Regions from separate parts of the Homo sapiens genome. Here region 1 is linked to region 2. A link is a contact called in ENCODE Hi-C or POLR2A ChIA-PET data. All regions are on one chromosome and are shown on one strand. The core of a region is the stretch at or near the end of the contact, and the rest is flanking DNA. Distances in the headings are between cores, read along the strand shown. Region 1 overlaps LOC105376214 (a long non-coding RNA gene). Region 2 overlaps LOC105376205 (a long non-coding RNA gene).

What was found. Hi-C counts contacts between places; a loop is a spot of excess contacts on that map. ChIA-PET counts read pairs that join two places held with the same protein, here RNA polymerase II (POLR2A). Pooled maps may share reads with other maps.
Region 1: a loop to region 2 is called in a map of IMR-90, with 8 times the contacts of the local background. The contact joins two enhancer-like sites. A Hi-C loop is called at or near these places in 11 of 168 maps with a recorded cell type or tissue (IMR-90, ascending aorta, chondrocyte and 8 more) and 17 of 50 pooled maps. POLR2A ChIA-PET finds 5 or more read pairs at or near these places in 2 of 52 experiments (Panc1 and endothelial cell of umbilical vein).

Annotation. Positions count from the first base shown.
Region 1 is chr9:108,051,995-108,056,465 of GRCh38, forward strand. It overlaps LOC105376214 (a long non-coding RNA gene), which reads right to left. Exons shown (of 6, transcript XR_007061722.1): 5 at 1,207-1,300. Among named protein-coding and RNA genes, the nearest start is that of KLF4, 560 kb to the left of the region's middle. RefSeq lists an enhancer at 387-888. Within about 2 kb of position 1,822, at least 21 of the 41 ENCODE cell types and tissues checked have a DNase peak (open chromatin) inside an H3K27ac peak, as active enhancers do; they include IMR-90, ascending aorta, endothelial cell of umbilical vein and 4 more, where a contact is called at or near this core.
Region 2 is chr9:107,636,298-107,640,823 of GRCh38, forward strand. The region is part of intron 8 of LOC105376205 (a long non-coding RNA gene); the gene reads left to right. Among named protein-coding and RNA genes, the nearest start is that of KLF4, 150 kb to the left of the region's middle. RefSeq lists enhancers at 716-1,264, 1,265-1,813. Within about 2 kb of position 1,499, at least 30 of the 41 ENCODE cell types and tissues checked have a DNase peak (open chromatin) inside an H3K27ac peak, as active enhancers do; they include IMR-90, ascending aorta, endothelial cell of umbilical vein and 4 more, where a contact is called at or near this core.

The DNA of each region.
Region 1 (4,471 bases), core at 572-3,071, 420 kb after region 2:
CAAGGGAGAGGGAGAGAGTGTGGGAGCCGGCAGCCTGCTGTTGCTTAGGGTTGGGGAATGCAAAGTGTCCTGCGACCTCTATAGCAGCTACTGTTTCAAGCCTTGGCAGCTGGAGGTGGTTATTACAAGTGGCCACCTTCACGAATGTGGAGAATACACACATTTTCCCTGAGAATTCCTAGGAAATAATGGGGACATGACATTCTGCTATTTTTCAAGAGATGGCTATCAATTCAATATTCATTTAGACCACATTACCACACATTTCTAATAACCCAAAAAAATAAATAAATAGATGCAGGCTTATTATTAGGCTGGGCTGCCTCCAGGGATTGGAGACTCGCCATCAGTGGAAACATCCAAAGAGGGATGGGATGGGAGGGGCTCTTGTGAGGCACCTTGTAGCTGGGATTCCAACATCAACTGAGTGAGAGGGAATAACCTAGGTGATCCTTTCAACTCCCAGGAATCAGCAATTCCATAACTAAGGAGAGCATGAGCATGGCAGGGACACTGTGGCATTTGCTGCTTTTCCCCACAAGGGAATACGCATCATCATTTACCACATTCCTCATAACTCCTCCTCCTGAGTCCCTGCTAAGGAGTGACAGGGATTTAAGCTGGATAAGACAAAGGTTCCGAATCCTACAACTCAGCAGGAAGGCAGAAGAAAACAATTCCCTCTTTCATCAGGAGCTGGGGTTTCGTCAGTTGCCTGGTCTACCCGGCTTTTATTGCACAGGGTTGGGGATCATTGGAGGTTTGGGACACATCGCAGGCAGGCTTGGCCCTGCCATGTCTTCACTCCAGGCAGACATCTATTACCCCATCTTCCCCTCCAGTCCTTGCAACAACACTTAATTACGTGACACTCTGAGCTCCACCACCACTTGCCTCACCTGGCTCTATCCTGCAGGCTTGCCTGCTGTGTTATTCCTGTAGGATACACAAATTTTATCTTGGTGCTGCTGCTCCCATGTGAGACTGAGTTTGAGCTCCATCGATGATGAAGAAAGGGTAACAAACACATGCAGAGAAAGTGAGAAGAATGGACACTGGAGCCAGGTGAAACCAGCCACCTCAACTTTTTTAACTTCCTGAGTTTGACTGGGTCTTTGAATGACTAAAGCCAATTTGGGCCCAGATCTTATTCATGAAACTTACATTTCAAATATACGACGTTTCCTCTTCAATGCAAATACTCACTCTAGGCTCTGAGCTGGGGTATCCAGGGTCTCCTCATGACATGGTGGCTGGAACTCATCCCTTGTCTTGGAAATTGTCAAAAGAGCTGAAAATTCTGGAAGGAGCAAGAGGCAGAAAATAAATCTGTGCCTACTTTGGAGTAGAACGACAAGGATATTCCTCCTCTGAGGGAAGCCATGGGATCTGGGATGCTCAAAGCTAACTATCGACAGAAGTTACCAAATGGAGCAGAGGAGAATAATCAACAGTTTCATGGAAACCTCTTAGCTGTAAACCCCTTATTTTCACAAGTCAGGGTGGTTATGGAAAAGAGGGGAGCAGATCTGTGCCCTTGACCTACCCTCCTAGACAACGCAGCCTGGAGAAGAGAGGGTTAAATGGTGTGTGGAGGACTTGAGCTATTCTCCCTCTCCATTCACCCGAAATCCCACTGGGATATTCTAATCTCCTTGGAACACGCTGCATTATCTGTACTTTCAGCACAGCTCACGTTTCAAATGGCAGGCTGCAGAGCAATCTGATTGTTTTATAGGCCCAGCCAAGAGAGGAGCTCCAGTTCCTTTCTCCTGGCCAGGTGCCCTCTTTGAGGGAGAAGACCTGCGGTGTATAGAGACTAGCCAAATGCTTAAAGATTTCAGAAACTTCAAAGGCAGGGGAGGAGCCAGAAACAATAAAAAGGAAAATGATAAACATTCAGCTTAAAGACGGGCTGAGTTAAAATCCCTGAGAAATCACTCCGAGCAGTTAGAGGCCGATTCTCAGAGGCCCGTGGCAGCGTTCCATGGTGTTACACAACGTTCCAAGAAGCAATTATTAGCTTTGTTTTAGTTGTGATTAATACAGTTAACGACTCGTAGAGGTGGAAAGACAATGGAAATGAGGAAGACGAGCACACAGAAAGGGGTCCCTGCTCCAGCCCAGCACTCTCTGACAAATAAGGGGAGTTCATCCCATCTTCAGGGTGTCTAGGAGGTCTTCACCCATTTCGAAAATTCAGTTTTGGAACTATTTGATAAGGAGAAACACAATTTTTTTTTTTAAACAGCCCAAAGCCCTTGCTGTTGAATAGCAAAAGGAAATCTGCTTTATTAAGGGGCTCTTCGCTTCCTGTGGGCAAAGCTTTGCCATGGGGCTCGACATCATTAAGGTCATGTCTGCACAAAGACCAGGAGAGAGAGAGTGATCAGCTGGAATGTTTAGGTCCAAAATATTGGAAGAGCTCAGCCTGATTCTCATGGGGGACTTAAATAGCTCAAGTAGAAAAAAAAAATCAGTAGATTTAAATCAGTGCAAAACTCTGTGTGAGCATTTACTATGTGCCTGACACTTTTCTAGGGATGTATTTTGTTCCAGCAGGCAAGACAAAGATTCCCTTTTCTCATGAAGGTCACATTCTAGAAGGAGATACAGACACAAAATAAAAGCCACAATGATACATCATAGGTTAACATGGACTGTGCTATGGAAAAGAAGAAAGCTAAGCATGGGAAGGAGTGTTAGGAGTGCCAAGGGCTACCTGGGGAGGCAGGAAACACAACAAAATGGGTGGAGATGTTGGGCTTCATCAAGATTGGGAGATCCAAGCAAGGCATGGAGGAGGTGATGAGGTCAGCCTAGAGGTTTCTAGGGGGCATCCAGGAAGAGTGAGGGACAGTATGCCTCAAAGGGGCAAGTCAGGAATGTGCTGTGTGTCAAAACAGCAACAAGAAATCCAGCGTGGCTAAGGTGAAATGAGTACTGAGGCAAGAGGATGGAGGCTCAGAGAAACACAGGGTTGAAGGGAGGGCCTGAAAAGTCTTAGAGCCATTGTGAAGATATTGCCAGAGTAAAATATTGCAAACACAATGTCTCAATACTCTAGGAGACTTGAATAGCTTAGACAGAAAAATAAGAAATATTTACATATATACAGAAAAAAATCATGTCATTGTTATCTTCAAGAAGCTCACAGTCAACTGGGAAAGATAGATAAGTAAACATAGAATAATAATCTTACATGTGATAAGTAGATACTACAAAAGACAAACGCTTTGACTTGGGAGCAAAGGGGATGATTTGTGATCCTGTGTGGGGGAACCAGGGAAGATTTCCTAGAGGAGAGGACACCTGAGCCTATTAAGTTGAAAACAGTAAATTTGTTAGGCATTTTACCCTACACATTTGCCCACAAAGACACGTACACTCCAAGGATGTATGTGATTTGTCCCAGTTACCCTGCACCTAAAGTACCAGTCCGGTTTTACCTCCTACTAGAGCAATTGCCTTCCTGTGTGCAGACCCAGTTTGAGCTGTGTTTGGGGTTGTTTTCCTCCAGCTTTCGGCTGAGGTCATGAAATGAAAAGGCTTGGCCGCAACGGAGCTTCTTAGAAAACTCCGAGCTTGCCTTCTCCTGATGTTACTGGCTTCCCTCTGTAGGAGTGTTTCCCAACTGGGGACTCTCCTTCAATGAAAATCTAGACCGTGAACACTGTAAAGATGGCCCTGTGCAAATGAATTTCCCATGCTGGTAAATCTTACAGCAGAGCAAGGAAGACCTATAATCAAACAGAAAATATATGGGTAATTTAATTAGAGATTCACTGGAAACTTAAGGTGTTCAAGGTAAACAACCAGAACATTGAAATGTATTCTTCCTGGTAGACTAGAAAGTTTGCAAAGTTTGGTTTCAGGCAGCCCTGGGTACATATGCAGGTTCAATCACTTGCTAGCTATCTGATCATGGCCCTGTTTTCCTTCTCTGTTGCGTGAGATCATAATACTTGTCTTTCTGAGCTCCCAGGGCTATTCTGAGGATCATGAAAGTATGTGGTAAGCTGTAAAACACTATACCTGTGTTGAATGTTTTCCTTTTCAAAGTGACTTTAAAAAAAAAAACTTCATTGGTTTATTTAGTCAATATGACACACTTCTGCAATCTTTTGAATCCATGGAATTTTCATATTAGAAATTACAGCCCTCATGTTACAAATGAGCAAACAGGCCCAGAGAGGGAATATGATTTACTTAAGATTGCACAGCAAATTAGAGGTAAAGCTGGACCTGGGTTCCCTGACTCATCTTTCCGTGTTCTTTCAAATAAATTACAGTATATAATAGAAGATCATGTGAAGGAAGATTCTTCCTGCTTCTGACTCAGAGAGACAGGAAGTATCATTTCCTTCTGGGTTCTTCCACTGGAAGCACATTGCATTTCCTTCTATAGCAAACACTTTCACTAGTTTTAAAGGCATTCTTTTTTGATAAAAAAACCTCTTAATCCAGCACT
Region 2 (4,526 bases), core at 249-2,748:
TGCGTTCAAATTCCAGCACCCAGCTGTGTTACCTTGGGCAGTTTTTCTCTGCACTACAGTTTCCCTACATACAAGGCAGGGATGATAATGATACCTGCAGACTAGGGTAGTTATAAGGACTAAATGAGATCATGCTTATATGATCACTAAAGATATGACCAGCATACCTCATCCCAATGTGTTTTTAAGTGCTGCTTATCACCTTCCACAACCCACCCCCACCCCCCATTCACTCAATCCAACAATTATGGATTGAGTATTTTCAGTCTTAGGCATTGTGCTGGGTGCTTAGATTCAGAAAAATCTTGCCAGACTCCGGGGTCTCCATCCCCATAGATGGTTAAATTCCCAAATCTCCCAAAATGGAAGTTCTTTGCCTCTTCTACCCAGATAAATAGGTATTTGCTATCTCTGGATTAGCGGTGAATGTCTGTTCATTTTTCATCAGCACATCTGGTTTTTAGGTGAAAAGCTGCCAGGAATTTTGAAACATCTTGTTACTTTAGACATCAGAAGGCAGGGAGATTTCCCATTATTAAATGGATGTGAAAACTTCTTTGTGCCCCAGGGCTAGGGCAAACCTGAGATTTCATAGGTCAGTGAAAGCTCACCATCATTGTTTTTGCTTGGTAATAATTTTATTTAGGGAGGAGGAAGAAGAGAGGGTAGGGGGTTTCCAGAATGATAAAGCAATGTGCCAATGTCATGCAGTTTCGAGAGGCCACTGAGGTGGTAGGGAAAGCATTGCCCATGTGTGGCTCCATCTCCCCGAGCCTCAGTTTCCCATTGTGTAAGATAAGGATAACAGAACTTCCTGTGTAGTGTGGGTTGAGGTTTCAAGGAGAGCATGAATGTGGAAACACATCAGTGCCTTTTGCCTGCTAAATGCTTCTTGTTTATTTCCAGCCCTGCCACATGTTTGCAAATCTTTGCAATGTGCAGTTGGAAGGCAAAGTGGGGATAGAGAAGGCAGATTTGATTTGAGAGTTTGTGCACACAGTGGTGGGTCTGAGTTGGGGGCCTGGCTAGAAACAAGTGGCTTTTTTGGTGGCACCTTGTGCGCCTTCTCTTGAGACAGAGGCTCTGTAACCCCCCTCGGCATCAAACTTCGCACTACCCTCCCTTTGCCACGGCATCCTTCCTTCTCGTCTCCCGGGAGGCCGGACAGAGAACCCAGGCCCAGCCCCAGCCCAGCGAGCCTGAGCCAGACTGCCTCGGGCCGGTCTTGCTCGGCCTCCCTGGGGAATCTGGGAGGCTCAGCCAGGCCTGAGTCGGCCTGGGTCCCGAGGTCAAGGTCGGGGTCAGGGTCGGGGTCCGGTCGTACGCCCTAGCACTGCCTGCGGTGGGGCGCGCACAGTCGAGCGCGGGGCCTCCCCGCAGGCTGCGCTGCCTGCCGGGCGGCCTCGGGAACTGACCAGGCCGCGTGTGAGCGCCGGGATTCCTGATCCTGCCTTAAATATGCCGGTTATTTTTATCTCCCTACGTCAGGCAGCGAAGGCCATCCCACCGGTGGCCCAGGCGGCTGCTACACAATGTTTCCCTTTAGTCGGGAGGGGAAATGGAGGGAGGCCAGACTTCCTGATCACATGGTGCTGAAGTCAATGAAAAAAAATTAAGGGGGACCCCTCCCTTTTTCTTCAATGCCTGATCCAGATTCCCCCCTCCCCGCTCCCCCGACCCACCCCCTCTGGGCTCCGCGCGTCGGAGGGAAGCGCAGCCTCCCAGGCGGAGGGCCAGCGAGGCAGGAGAGCGCGCGCAAACATAAACACGAGACTGTTGCAGTAATTGGTGGCTCTGAAAACACTGAGGAAATGAGAGGCTTGTACGAAACATCAGCCGACAAGAAACGGGGTGATGTCAGACAGCCTTCCAGGATTAGAAACCCTTAAAAGCTCCGAGCCCGCGGCCGCTGCGGAAAACTCGGCTCTCCCGCTGTCCCGGGTAGGAAGCCGGGATTTCGCTTTTGCCCGACTCCCTCGGGGCACTCGCCCTCTCCTCTCTTCCTCGCTTTCTCGCTTTCTCTCTTTCTCTCTTTCTCTTTCTTTCCTTTCTCTCTCTTCTTTTTGTTTCTTTTCTTCTTTCTTTCCTCTTTTTCTTTTCCTTTTCTTTTCCTGTCTTTCCTCTTCTCCCTCTTGCGCCCCCCCCCCCACCCCCAACTTTTTCTCTTTCTGTTTCTCTGGCTGTCACTGTCTCTCTGTCTTCTCCCTGTCTTCTCTCTCTTCGTTTTTTTCTTTAACCTTCTTTATTAAAAAGAAAAGAAGAGGCCACATCAGAAGATTTCCATTTCTAAGGCACCTTGTACTTTTATATCTTTTCCCTCCTTTGAAACACCAAACAGGACCCAACTCCTAAACAAGTCCAAAGGGACAAGTAAAACTGGGGTGTCAGTCGCTTGAGTTTGTTATAACTTTCTCTTCTTCTCAGTGCCCTTCCTCACCCCCCTTTTCGGATTAGAAGTTCATATTGCAATAATTCGCCAACATGTTGGAAGGGCTGGAAATAAACAAAAAGCATTTACCAAGGACAACAGCCCACCCACCCTGAGATGGGGAAAATGCTTGCAAAAATCTGGCCGTTTCAGAAGAGAATATAGATTTCCTGGTAAAATATATCCCAGCCACCCAGCTAGTAACACTAGTGGCTGTTGCCCCATTTTCTGTTCATAGTATAATTAAGACTAAAAGTACTTACACGTATGTGTATACACACACACACACACACACACACACACCCTCCCTCCTCCAGGCCACAGGGCAGGGTAGCTAACAGCCAGTGAGCAGGGAGGATCTTGTACCACATCCAGCAGGAACTTGCGTGTGTCTTAAAGTTGGAGGCCAGTTACTCAGTGACATCTGTTCAGTGACATCAAAAGTGATGTCTGTCAAGCCTTTTTCTCTTCGTGTCTGCCAGGATTAATGAGGCAATGTTTGGAAAGGGCTTAAGCCCCCACCAAGAAAGGCACCCAAGACAGCTTTTCAAAGAATGATTTATGTCCAGCTTTATCTAAATAGGAACCGAAAAAGCATTTTTCTTGTCTGTAGAGCAGGTGAACTCAACACCTGACTTCTTGCTCAGGTGCATTTCAGAAGCTTTCAAATCTGCCTTATTAATTGGTCTGATACCTCTTTACCATGAAGGCACTTTTTTTTTTTTTCTTTCTTCCTGAGACCCCAGAAAAGGTCATATCAAGGCTGAGTTTGTACAACCTTGGAGGAATATGACTGGTTCCAAAGACTTGGTTTCCTTCACTGCTGCTTATGGTGAGAACAATGTCCCCCAACCTGAACCCTCCTCCCTCCCCTGCACACTCATAAATCTTGTGGTGATTTAGTTCCCCTCAATGCTTGACACTCCTAAGCTGTAGTAATTTGAGCCAAGCATACTTTCTGGTTTTATCCAGTATACCTGCGGTTATACCACTCACCGAGAAGTGGATCACAGCTCTGTTTTCAACTTCTTTTTTTTTGAGACACATTTTCACTCTTGTTGCCCAGGCTGGAGTGCAATGACATGATCTCGGCTTACCGCATCCTCCGCCTCCCGGGTTCAAGCCATTCTCCTGCCTCAGCCTCCCGAGTAGCTGGGATTACAGACATGCGTCACTGCACCTGGCCAATTTTGTATTTTTAGTAGAGACGGGATTTCTCCATGTTGGCCAGGCTAGTCTTGAACTCCCGACCTCAGGTGATCCACCCACTTCAGCCTCCCAAAGTGCTTGGATTACAGGCGTGATGGACTGTGCCCGGCCTGTTTTCCACTTCTTATGGGGACATTTTCCATCTCTGATATTTGTCTTGTGCTTTGCAATCCCAGGGGGCAGCCTCATCTCTTCCTAGTCCTTATGTTGGGTAAAAGTGTCTCTACTCCTGCCACTGCTCCACCTAGCCACTTTGGCGTCTCCCTTGCTGTTTTGTTTTGTTTTGTTTTGTTTTTTTCCTTTTGAGACAGAGTCTTGCTCTATCACCCAGGCTGGAATGCAATGGCGCGATCTCCGCTCACTGCAGCCTCCACCTTCCAGGTTCAAGTGATTCTCCTGCCTCAGCCTCCTGAGTAGCTGGGATTACAGGTGCCTGCCACCACGCCTGGCTAATTTTTGTATTTTTAGTAGAGATGGGATTTCACCATGTTGGCCAGGCTGGTCTTGAACTGCTGACCTCACTCGATCCACCAACCCGCCTCAGCCTCCCAAAGTGCTGGGATTACAGGTATGAGCCACTGTGCCTGGCCATCATCATGTGTTTATACCAAACTTCTCCCCGTCCCCTCAGTGAACTCCCCACAGCCCTCTGGGCCCCCCATGCTCTTAGATCTGCCCTCCTCTCTGCCGGGAATGTTCTTTTCCTCTCTTCACTGCCTAGTGAACTTCTTCCCACTCAAAGCCCAGATACAGTGCTGCTGCTTCTCCAAAGCGTTCCCAAGTTTTTCACCCAGAGCCAGCCTCCTCTGTCTTCCATGCCTTGCTGTCCGCTCACACTCCCATAGTGGTGTATGTTGGACTCCAGCGATCTTTTGACCTGCCTGTCTCC